Regions from separate parts of the Mus musculus genome. Here all the other regions are linked to region 3. Evidence: chromatin contacts called from ENCODE Hi-C or POLR2A ChIA-PET data. All regions are on one chromosome and are shown on one strand. The core of a region is the stretch at or near the end of the contact, and the rest is flanking DNA. Distances in the headings are between cores, read along the strand shown. Region 1 overlaps Cpa2 (carboxypeptidase A2, pancreatic). Region 2 holds the start of 1700012C14Rik (RIKEN cDNA 1700012C14 gene). Region 3 holds the start of Tmem209 (transmembrane protein 209).

Evidence for each region. Hi-C counts contacts between places; a loop is a spot of excess contacts on that map. ChIA-PET counts read pairs that join two places held with the same protein, here RNA polymerase II (POLR2A).
Region 1: a map of left cerebral cortex shows a loop between it and region 3 (4-fold over the local background). The contact joins the enhancer-like site here to the promoter of Tmem209 in region 3. A Hi-C loop is called at or near these places in 3 of 37 maps with a recorded cell type or tissue (all left cerebral cortex). POLR2A ChIA-PET finds 5 or more read pairs at or near these places in 3 of 5 experiments (Patski and embryonic stem cell).
Region 2: a loop to region 3 is called in a map of left cerebral cortex, with 3 times the contacts of the local background. The contact joins the promoter of 1700012C14Rik here to the promoter of Tmem209 in region 3. A Hi-C loop is called at or near these places in 1 of 37 maps with a recorded cell type or tissue (left cerebral cortex). POLR2A ChIA-PET finds 5 or more read pairs at or near these places in 5 of 5 experiments (Patski and embryonic stem cell).

Annotation. Positions count from the first base shown.
Region 1 is chr6:30,546,067-30,550,122 of GRCm38, forward strand. It overlaps Cpa2 (carboxypeptidase A2, pancreatic), which reads left to right. Exons shown (of 11, transcript NM_001024698.3): 5 at 1,039-1,140; 6 at 3,176-3,274. Among named protein-coding and RNA genes, the nearest start is that of Cpa2, 6.5 kb to the left of the region's middle. Within about 2 kb of position 2,050, at least 1 of the 3 ENCODE cell types and tissues checked has a DNase peak (open chromatin) inside an H3K27ac peak, as active enhancers do.
Region 2 is chr6:30,458,834-30,462,595 of GRCm38, forward strand. It overlaps 1700012C14Rik (RIKEN cDNA 1700012C14 gene), which reads left to right and starts at 2,152. Exons shown (of 2, transcript NR_131049.1): 1 at 2,152-2,296.
Region 3 is chr6:30,507,478-30,511,490 of GRCm38, forward strand. It overlaps Tmem209 (transmembrane protein 209), which reads right to left and starts at 2,306. Exons shown (of 15, transcript NM_178625.4): 1 at 2,208-2,306; 2 at 1,189-1,325; 3 at 977-1,035. The coding sequence starts at 2,210. It also overlaps a transcript of Ssmem1 not described here.

The DNA.
Region 1 (4,056 bases), core at 800-3,299, 38 kb after region 3:
TGCCTTTCTGGGTCTCACTCTCCTCTCTAACAGGGCTGTGTGGGGCTCTGGAGGTTCAAGGAGTACACAGCACTTCCTAGTGTGACACAGCCTTTTCAGGGAAGCCAGTATAGATCTATTTATCCGCACTGTCCAATTGGCAGTGATCATGGGAGTTAAGAGGTGAAGAGAAGAATAGGAAAGACTAAGGCAATAAGCCAACAAATGAAGTTTAAAATGTATTAATTTTTTGCCATAATTTATTTAGTGGTAAAAGCTATTTAAAATGATTGGGGTGGGGTGGGGTGGGGTGCAGATATGACTTGAACGGATTTGTTTCACTGCCAGAAATACCAGCAGGATTAAGCATGGGGTAATACCACCTGGTAATATATATATTATATATATTTATATGTGTCTTGTTACCTTCCTAAAATTCTCCCACTTAAGAAAAAAGTGTCTTAGTTTGGCTAGAAGAAGAGTGTGAAAGAATACATATATATAAAGCATGCTCTCTCTCACTTGCCGATCTAACAAATAGGTGTTTGTGGCAGCAAACGCTGGCAACAGCTGGATACTGTTTCAGGTCTGTCTCTGTAAAGGTGGGGAAGCCTTGAGATGTGGGGAATGCTCAGAATTTCAATGAGCCTTAAAAATTGGGGTCGGAGTAGCCAGTGACTGGAGGATGTCCCCATTGTCTCAGGGCCTGCACTAGCACATTTTGTATTTTGTAGCACAAGTCTGCCACATCTCTTTTAGTGTCACTACGGTTTGCTGGTTAAGGTGAAAGACTTCCCTGCTGGACATGGTCTAGGGGGGACAAAGTCACAGGCAAATCAGACAAGTGCCATTTTACTTTGCACAGAACTGGAAAGAACCGGCTGTGTTGGGGCAAGATGGCTTCTCTTTTTCAGAGTGACTCATCATCCCCGTGACGGCTTCCTGCCGTCCCCAGCCAGGCTGCGGAGAGACTGGGAACGCACGGGCGACAAGACCCTAATAGCTGCATTCGCCCAGTCACTCAATTACAGATGCCTGTTTATCATTTGAACCTTTCAGATTTACCAAGAAATGGATAACCTCGTGGCTGAGAACCCTGGTCTAGTGAGCAAAGTGAATATCGGTTCATCTTTTGAAAATCGGCCCATGAATGTGCTCAAGGTATAAAGGGAGCAGTGACTTTTGTTTTCCCTCTCATGATGCTTCTAGAATCCCGCTCCTCCCAGCTGCGCTTGCAGAGCAAGTTCCCCCCCACCCCCCACCCCTTTTTTCTCTCGCTCTTTTTTTTTTTCCTTCTCTTTTTTCCTTCCTAACCAGTCTTTGCTGGTTTTGAGCATCTCCACCACCACCCGCCCCCTTCCTTTTTCTTTTTCTTTTTTTTTTTTCCCCTCTTTTTCCTGCACGCTGACGCAGGTCTGCAGGAGAGAATTAATGTGTCCTGATAGATGCGTTCGTGAGGAGCCAGGCCGAGCGCGCCAATTGGAGCCGAGCTGGAGAGGCGGCGGGCGGGGGGGGGGGGGGGAGGGGCGGGCGAGCACTGGGGATATTAATCAAAGTGGGAGTTCTTTGCGGATTTTTTTTTTCTTCTCTCTTTCCTTGTAAAAGCCAGCTTAAAAACAAACAAGAAACAAGCAAGCAAGCAAACAAAAAGCACCTAGTAATTGTTTGAACCACATTAAAAAGCAAAGAAAAACAACCACCCTGTTCCCCTCCCCCCAAAAAAACCAAACCACCCCCCCCAAATTAGTTTCTCAGTGTGCAGAGGATGACAGACAACTAAATGCAAAGGTAATACCCCGGAATGAAGGCATTCCCCGCCCCCCAACCCCCAGGTGACAGCTGAAAACTGGCTCAGGTTCACTGCACCTGGTCACCCCTAACAGTATTCGGGGAGATAGTTTCAAGCGTTTGCACTTTGTTCAGGAAAAAAACAAACAAACAAACAAACCAAAAACAGTGAAAGTTATTTTCCCAGACTTCCTAGAAAGAGTTTGTTAAGGGGGGTGTGTGTGGGGAGGTAATGTCACAACACCCTACTAAATTTGGAAACGTTGTGGCTAGGAACCAACTGACTAACTGGGACATGGATTCCTCCAGAGCGGTTTCCCCAAAGCTGGCCTGGGAGGGGTTGCCACTACTGGCCAGGGCTAGGATGCAAGCTTGCCACTACTGTCCCTCTCTTTTCTGCCCGGCCTACCTCTGAGTCAGGGAACTCTGAATTCTCCGGCCTTGGTTTTTTCTGGCCTTCGATTTTTCCAAGTGGTTTGGTGGTTGAGACATTTTTTTTCTTTCTTTCTTTCTTTTCTTTTTTTAAAGTTCCCTACTTTTGACATCTGAGCACTCTGAAGGAAAAAGACTCAACACATTTTCAACTAACTTTCCCAAACCTGTGAAACGTGAAAATCTTAGCAAGAATTTGCATTTTTCATTTACCTTATCTGCCGTGCTTCGGTTGTTGCACAAAGGTAGAAGTTGATGGTGCAAAAATAATCTTTCCTTCCTATTTAGTGATCCAATTGGCAAGGCCACTGTTCCAAATAACCCAGTCACTTAGATTAGACAACTGAAGGGCTGGAGAGCGCCATGGGAGCGTTGCGGTCCCGTTTTGATGGAGGCTCTGATGAGATTCTTAGAACCGAAATAATAGATCAGTGCATAAACATTGGCAAACAGAAAAACAGACAAAAAGAGCGAGGACTAGCTTTGGCAACTCGAATTCACCACTATACGATGATAGCTGTAAATATTTTCTCTTTTTCTTCCCCCCCCTCCTTACCCCTCCTCACCACCCCCATACATTTGCTTGCAAGCTTACTCCCACATGAACTAGTCTTTTAAAAATAAGAATGACGTACTACCTGAAACCTGTTTCTCCCTTAATTTATAACGTGAGCAAATTTTCCTTACATTATCTGCAATATTTTTTTTTTTACAAACATTAAGGGAAGAAAATTTCGCTTTGTTTCTCAATCTGCATTTAAACCTCTTCTTTCTTTCTTTCTTTCTTTCTTTCTTTCTTTCTTTCTTAAGAAAGGGACTAAACAAACTGATGGAAGAATCAAGCCAGTGTCACCTGTCCATCTCCTCTTGTTCTCTTAATCCCAGGGGACAGAGAAAGACAGGGGACAGAGAAAGACAGGGGACAGAGAAAGACCCTGTGGTAGGGAGAGAACCCATCGCTCTGTTTGTTTTGCAGTTCAGCACCGGAGGAGACAAGCCAGCCATCTGGCTTGATGCGGGGATCCACGCTCGAGAGTGGGTTACGCAAGCTACTGCACTGTGGACAGCAAATAAGGTCATTTTGCTTAAAATTCCTCACATACTTTGTCTTTGGGGAGTTAGGTTCTCTAAGTAAGCACACACTGCCCTGGTGGGCCTGATTGCGAACACTCTCAGCCAAATCCTCCTCTTGCCACAGCGGCAGGAAACAGATTCAGGCAAGCTTTCTTTTCTTTGGTGTTGGATCATGGTACTGAGTCCGTAGGCCCCTTGTTAAAAAAAAACACAGCAAGCCAGAAGAATTGGAAGGGGTGGCAGGCACCGTCTGGGATCTCAAGTTTCAGCCTAGAAGCAGGAGGGAAGCTTGGCCCTTAGAGGGAGGGGCCTCCACTACAAAGTCTTGAAAGGGCTTCAGAGGGCAAATGGAAACACGTGCGAGAAGACGCTAACCTACCGATCTAAAGTGAACCGAGCTGACGGAGTGTAGGTTGTTCTGAATATTGCCCAAATCTGATTCGGAACTCAGAATGTAGCAATTTCTCCCTTCCACATGGTCCTTGGCACAAGAGCCAGGACACGATGCTGGGTGTGACCTAGGCTGGTATTTCTTAAGTAATTCCAAAATGACATGCTATAAATCAGAATGTTAATTCATGAGCAAAGGAAATCAATCCACATCAGATCATTCAAGCATGTGCAACCACGTGCATGCCGACTGATACATTTTTCCCTTCAATTAAAATGCGGTTACCTTTAGGGTATTATGAAATGGATATTTAACAGTTGAATAATAATGCCTTAGGATGGCTGAGCACAGGAAATGAATAAATTTTAATCCAGCAGAAACTTCAGCTCTCC
Region 2 (3,762 bases), core at 902-3,401, 49 kb before region 3:
TCCCCACTCGTTCACACGCAGCCTGACTGGTATCTGGGAACCTTTAAGAGCCAGCTCTAGAGAGGAACAAATGAAGGGGGAGAAGGTTTGGGGAAAAAAGCAATCTGTTGTTCTAAGTGTCTTATTGTGTTGCGGGAAATGTGTTCCTTGCTATCTTGTCCCTTTATAACATCAAGCAAGAGTATTATTGTACCTCTTTTTCTTCTCCATAGTTGGGTGAAAAGAGGTGGGCGGGGGTGGACCTTATTCCCAGGAGACCCTGCAGATTAGCCATATTCTGATTCACCAAGGTTGGGACAGCCCAGCCTGACACACAGAAATGAGGTCTCTCGGCTCGGCTCAGGCAGCAGCCAGGCAGGCGGGAAGGGCCTGTCCAGTTTGGCTCCTCAGCCCAGCTCTAGGGTTGGTGAAGAGAGGACACAGACAGCGGCACACGCTGGCCACTTACTATTCTTGGCACTCAACACCAAGCCAGGATCCTCACAGCGGTTGCATCTGTGAAATACATCAAGTGTCAGTGTGTGTCACCTCAGAAGGGACGGGCAGATCAGTTCATCTTTTATGAACCATCTCACTAAAGCTACCAAGAGTCTGGGCCTCAGAAGGTTCTAAGACTGCAAGGCCCACTTTCTCTCCCTGCAGGGTAGCAGAGCCATATCTGCCACGTGCTGCAGTCAGGCGTCACTCTGTCCACTTTCTGCTTAGCTAATTTGTGCTGGAGCCGGCGTGGTGGTGCACCCTCGTTTTTTCATCCCAGCATTTCGGCGGAGGCAGGTGGACCTGTGAGTTTGAGGCTAGCCTGGTCTATATACACTGAGTTTCAGGCCAACCAGGGCTTCTTAAAACAAAATCAGAAACCAAACAAAAACATTGTGTTGGGATGCGGGAGGATAAGCCAAGGGCCACCAAAGTGTTCTTGCCAAGGGAGTTACCAGCTCTCCCAATGCCAGAGGAAGGGTCTCCTTGGTAAGAACTCTCACTGCACCGATAAAGGACCAGACCCTTCCCCAGGTGGGCGGGGCTCCGCGGAGCCGCAGTGCAGCACGATGAAGCCTGTGCCTGGGACGGGAAGCTGCTCTGGAAGCGAGCGCCAAGTCCCCCAGGTGCCACCGCCAGTCACTTGTCCCGGCAAAGCTCCCAGTGTCCACATAGATGCGGAGCCAGGTCAGGATTTTTCGAATGTAAAATGGCCTCGTGCTTCGCGGAGAAGCTGCCCAGGGTGGGTTCTCTGCCGCCCCCTGGCGAGCAGCGCTGGTCCTGGTCGTGGGCACCGCGACTAGCAGCGGCCGGTGCCCACGCTAACTGTGCATCTAGTGGGTACGCAACCGGCTGGGATGCCACCGGGGCACAACCTTGTATTCAGGCTGATAGCACCCGGAGGCAGGGCTTCTACCCAGCAAACCGGTTAGAGGAATCAGGTACTGAGAATAGAGTACTTTAGCTCAAGGCTCAGAGGAGCACAAAGAGCTAGAAAGCTTTTCAGGGACAGCACCCACCACCTCCTGGTGGCTTCTGGAAGGGGAGGAAGCCTACGAAAGAAACCAGAAAAACTGCAGGAGACTTGGAAAGTTAGGGCGAGGAGAGGCGGTGCTCAGAAGGCACTGATATATAATCGCGCTCCAAGGCAGTTAGTTGGGAAATTTTAAGTTCGAGGCTACGACAATGATCTTTTTGGTAAATAGGGTGAGGCCACTTTGGCCAGGGCACTCAAGAGTACATATACAGAGCAAGGCCTGGCCTTCAGCTCCCATCTCTTTATCCTGGGGTGGGGAGCCAACCTGAGCACAGCAGTCACCCTGGGGCAGCACCTCCAGAGGATGCACTGGAGGCCAAACTCTGGCCTTGAGGGAGACAGGTCCACTTGGAATTAGGACGGGGTACCACGGGTGTAGGACCTTCTCCACTAAAGCTTCGCAGGATGAGGATCCTCCCTCCCTCCCTGCCTTCCACAGCCCAGTGTGGCAAGAGGGGCCTAGGGCTGCGGGGGAGAGAACCACTCCAAACCGGAATGATCTGGTTTAAGGCAAGCTGATTCTCCCTCCGCTCTCCCCCGCCCTCCCTTCTCCTCCTGCGACAGGCTGCTTTTTGTCGCAGTCCCCTGACCAAGGTAAACAGGAGGGAGGAAAGAAAGCTCTGTTTCCATGGCAACCTAGAGGGCGGTCGATTTGGCTCTCTCGGAAGTGCTTGTATGAAGGGGAAAAGAGGCCTCACTGGAAAAGCAACAGGGAGGAAAGATCCTAGCCGCGTTCCTGATGGGGGTTATTCTGGAAGGTGATGTGGGCCTGGAGTAGGAGAGGTGAGGGGCCTGGCACCCTCAAGTGAGGTGGCAGATGGAGCCCGGGACCTGGATACTCCAGGGGCTGGATTCACACCAGAAATGCCACCATCAACCTGGGAAGTATCAAACAGGTGCCAGAGCTCTCCGGGCACATGCTTAAACCCTCACGCCTTGCTAGCCCAGTCCAGAAAAGCTTCCATGGCCGCTCGCTCTGCTAAGCCACGGGGATAAGCCCGGCTCAGTCACCAGGATGAGACTCAGGGCCAAAGACAGGTTCTGTCTGAAAGACTCCCCACCCAGTTCTTGGAGAGTGAGCTAAGAGAGCGCTCCTCCCCTGAGAGTAAGGCTCCAGCATCCTTTCTCCTCCAGACTGGCCCAGCTCCTGTGTGGCACCATGAGAAGAACAGAGTAACCCCAGCATGGGTTGATGGGTGTGGGTCACCATCTCCTGAAGGAGGAGGACTGTCCTGTCACTCTTCAGAGGTCAGCTGAAGTCCTCACTAACCAGATAATTACCACACACTGAGACTTTTCTGAGGAGCACCCTGAGAGGGCCAGTAGCCTCTCAGGGTTCCTATCAGCGTCCTCATAAACTCCTTCTGTCCCGGCTTGGGGAAGATAAGGCAGCTTGCCTTGTCTTTAGCTATCATCTGAATAGCCCGGCCAGGAGAAAAAAGACAGAAGCTATGGGTTGGTCTTCTTCTGACCCCAGGGACGCAGCAGTAGAGACAGGGACTATGTGGAATCTGTATGAGGTATCTTGGTTTCCTCAGGCCACACGGTGACTCCTGGCAGTGAGGCTTCCAAGATTTGGAAATCCCAGCTCCGGAGCCTTTCCCTGGAGCCAGTGGAAGCACCTGATCTGTCGGGGGGGGGGGGGCTGGGGGGGGGGGAGATACCTTTCAGACCAGAACAAGGCAACAGATGGACGCGTTTTCCTTGTAAGATGCCCAGAAAGGCCACATCTCAGCTCTTTCCATGGCGTGGGGATTCCAAAGCTACCTGACCTTGGTGTCTTGCCACGATGCTCCCTTTAGTCCAGCCATGGTGCCGCTCCTTGGATGATGAAGTGTGTTGTTGGGGGCCTTGGCACCAGTGGCTCGCTCTTCCTCCTGCGTTTCTGTGGGTCTGTCCTCCATCTCCGGTTCTCTATTCAAATATCATCTCAGTGAGGAAGAGTCAAAGCTAGGGTCCCACTAGGAAGACTCCAAGGCCTTTGCCCTGACCCTTCTACCGGCTCTGTCCCCTTCCCATCTCCCCCATGGTCATAGAGTTTACTGCCTGTTTGTTCCACCATCAGGAGGACAGGAGCTGACTCTATCTTGTTCATTCCATAGTCCTTAGAGCCTGGAACAAAGTAGGTGTTCAATAAACACTTTCAGCTAGCTGGATAGCTAGGGGCCTGGGTTCAGAAGGCGGGGGCCCTCCACCTGTCCTGCAATCTGTAGAGGCCTGTGGTGCCTGCTACCTCCTACAAGCTGCAG
Region 3 (4,013 bases), core at 1,056-3,555:
AATTCTTATAACTGCACAACACAATTCTTACTTTCATTTTAGTCACCAAGTGAGTGTTAGAGAGCCCCTAGCTTACTAGCGAGCCATGATTCTTACACCTAAAGATCCCAACTCCCTTCCTTTTCCATCTGCCACACCCACTCTAATAAGACTAGAAACAAACTCAAAGTTATTTTTATGTGTATGAGTGTTTTGATGACATGTATTGGACCTCCTAGAACTGGAGTTGATTGAGTCACCTTGGGGGTACCAGGAACCAAACCTGGTACTGTGCAAAAGTCATAGTGCTCTTAACCTCTGAGTCATCTCTCTATTCCTGGATGATAGAAACCCCTTCACCCCAAGACAGGCTTTCTCTGTATAGACCAGGCTGACTTTAAACTCAGAGATCTATCTGCCTCTGCCTCCTGAACGCTGTGATTAAAGGTGTGTGCTACCACTTCCAGGCTCTCCAGGGCTCTTTATATCCCAAGGATGACTCTGATGTAATCCTGAAGCAGAGGGTTTTCAGGTGTGGCAAAGGTGAACCTTACCCCCCTCCCATGCTTTATTTTTCGTGGTAGGACTCCTAACTTCCCAACTCGGTATTGTTTATAGCTTTGACCTTAGAGAGGTGGTCTCAGGTGCCAGGCTGGCCTCCATGTCTGATTCCTTCTCCCTCCCAAGTACCGGGACTAGATATTCTGCCATACCTGGCTTCTATTTTGGTGTGTTTTTGTTGTTGTTTGTTTTTGAGACAGGGTTCTGCAATTTATCCCAGGCTGGCCTCAGACTTGAAGTAATCCTTCTGACTCAGCCTCCTACTAGAATGTTCTTTCCATAAAAGGGGTTACCTCGTTCCTTCACTAGACTCATGACTTTGGGAAACTGAGTAAGAACTCATTTGTCTGAATAAAAGAATGAATACTAAGCTGAATTAAATTTACAAGCAAGTTTTCATATGTAGTAAATCTAAATTATAGTGGAAATTACTTACCGATATACCAGAGGGGCCAGTATGTCACATTATAATATGTACTGATTAACTTTCCAGTCCTGAAAAGATTAGAAAGGCTTTCCAGTTATTTAAATAAATAAATAACACGCCCACCACAAACCAACCAAACACTTAAAACCAAAACAAATATAAAAAGCCACAGTGCCAGCCAACAATAGTTAAAATTTTCACTTATGGGCTGATTAACTTACATTTCAGTATATATCATTCCAGCCATGGATACATTTAGGAGTCCCCAAGCTAAAACCACTTTCCTAGTTTCTGTTTCTTTTCTCATCTTGATGGTTCTGTCAATAAGGGAAGGATTGGGGCTTACGTCTCCTTGCATCTATTCAAAGGCAAAACAAAAAACAAAAAAACAAAACAGCCTGAAATGAAAAGAAACTACTCTTAAGAAATCAAAAATGTCTGTTGTAAAGTAACTGCTCCCCCCCCCAACTTTTCTCTTCTTTAAAATTTCTCCCCAACTTTCCCCTTTAATATTAGTATATGAAACTTTAATATTAGTATACACAACCCTGAAATATCTTCTTAGGTACCACAGAAAAATCAGCAGGGAACTTGCTGGTTATTTCAGAGAAGCTAATGGTTCCAATAAATTAAAATGTTTTGCTACATAATGTAATGGTTTGTTATTAAGTTCGCAAAGAGTTCTTTTGTCTCTGCTTCGAGTTACTACATCTAGATGAAGAGACACCAGATATCAACTTTTGTCATTACTGTGTCAGACCCTAACCTTGACCATGGAGTGATACAGGCTTAGCATCTCCTTTTGGTGATGAAATTGTAAAGCTTTTCTCACGGGGTGGACGGGTACTATTCACGTGAAGAGTCAAGAGAGAGACGGGAACGGGAACACGTGCGTTCAGTTTGGGTTACTAAAACTGTCATCTCCTTTGTCTCGCTAGGCTCAGCTCTGCAATCACTGAGAGGGCAGCTCCCGGGAGTCATATTCTAGAGCACATTAGCATCCTTCCCGCCTTCCTGCCCCGCGCCAAAACTCTCCTCGGAGAGCTTCCCTCCCTGGCTACCTCAGTACGAGCTTTATAATTATCCTTCATGTGTCTTTCTTCCCTTGCACTACAAGTGGCAAGATTCCTAGCTACATCATCCCCTGGCTGAACCTCAGGCACAACTTTAGGTTTGGAACTCTGAGGGAACAGCACGGACTCCATGTCCAGGAAGCACAAGACAACCCCCCCAAACGCACCATGTTCTTCAGCAGGAAGCCGTGGACTCGCGCCACTCCCTACTGCACATGCGCAGAGGCAAGACTAAGGCGGCGGCGGCGGGCAAGCCGGGCTACAGTTACCGGAAGAACCGGGCCCTCTCTTCTCGCGAGAGGGAGAGGGGTGGGGCAGAAGGACCCGAGCCGCGATCGTTGCCAGGGGAACGCCCTCGGATTTGTGCCTCCTACTTAGCTGCAGGAAAAGGCTGAGCTGCAAAATTCAGACCAGATTCTGAACACTTAGTAAAAAGTAATGATTGTAGCAAGCTGAAGTTTGGATATTACTAATTGTAGCTTTATCTAGGGCCCCCTACGGCTAATTGGTAGGATACAAGCATGCCTGATGTGTTAGACACACTCAGCAATGACAAAGCATTTTTCCTCTTTTGAAGTGTTTTCTCCCTCAATTGGTTTGACCCAATGTAAATTCTCAAATATCCACCTTATGAGGATGCAGCATTAGGAAGAAAAACTGGAACGTTCTATTGAAGTTAGTGGTGGTTTTGGGGTTAAAAACAAACAAACAAACAAAACCCCACCTTTGCCCTGAATGTTCTTTGAAAGAACTGAGAAAAGAGTCACCAGGGAGGTGAGTGGTTTTCCTTAGTAGCTAGTGCAAGTTCTGACAATACGCCATGTGTGGAGTACGAGGCAGGGATGGGGGCTTGGCTTCCTGGCTATTGTTCTAAAGAGCTTTGCCTGTGTCCTGCAGGTGAGGACAGGGAAGCAAGTCCAACTCTGGAAGAGCTTTCTTGGGAGTGGCAGCACTGGCCCAACTAGTGGCCAGCGTAGCCAGTGCCTGGAGAAGTGTGCCAGCCAGGCCTTGGTACATACATGCCTTTAATCCCAGCAATCGAGAGGCGGGGGCAAGTGCCTCTGGAGTTCCAAAGCTAGCCATAATGACATTGTCTCAAGATAGTAACTAAATATCAAGATTAAACAGAAGAAAATGAAGTTTCATTGTGGTAGTGCATAGTGTATGCTCTTAAAGAGCTAATAGGTTTTTAGGTTTTTTTTAAAATCATGTTTATATTGTCTTAGTACAATGTTTGGATCTGGACATAGATTTGGAGATGAACTAACTTGACAATTGTTCCAAGAGAACAGGTTCAATTCTGTCAGTATACAGTCAAATCCAAAATGACAGCTCATTTCTCCACATGTAAGTCTATCTAAAAAGGCCCAAAGATTTATTTATTATTGTACATAAGTACAATGTAGCTGTCTTCTGACACACCAGGAGAGGACGTCGGATCTCAGTATAGGTGGTTGTGAGCCACCATGCAGTTGCTGGGATTTGAACTTAGGACCCTCAGAAGAGTAGTCAGTGCTCCTACTTGCTGAGCCATCTCACCAGCCCTTGGTGTGGTTTCTCTCTGTCTCTCTGTCTCTCTGTCTTTCTGTCTCTCCCTCCCTCTCCCTCTCCCTCTCTCTCCCGCTCCCTCCCTCTCTATCTCTTGCTCTTTTTTTGTTTTTTTTCGAGGCAGAGTTTCTCTGTATAGCCCAGGCTGTCCTGGAACTCACTTTTAGACCAGGTTGGCCTCGAACACAGAAATCCTCCTGCCTCTGCCTCCCGAGTGCTGGGATCAAAGGCGTGCGCTACCACGCCCGGCTCTATCTCTTTCTCTTAATGTAACCCATAAACTAATGTGTATTTCTTCCGGGGCTTAAAAAACACTTGCCACACTGAAGTTGATAGTTACCATTATGTATTATTAGAGTTATCATAACCAAATATCCCAGAACACCAGTGCCTCCTTCAAAAGAAAAAGTTAGGCAGTACTTTAA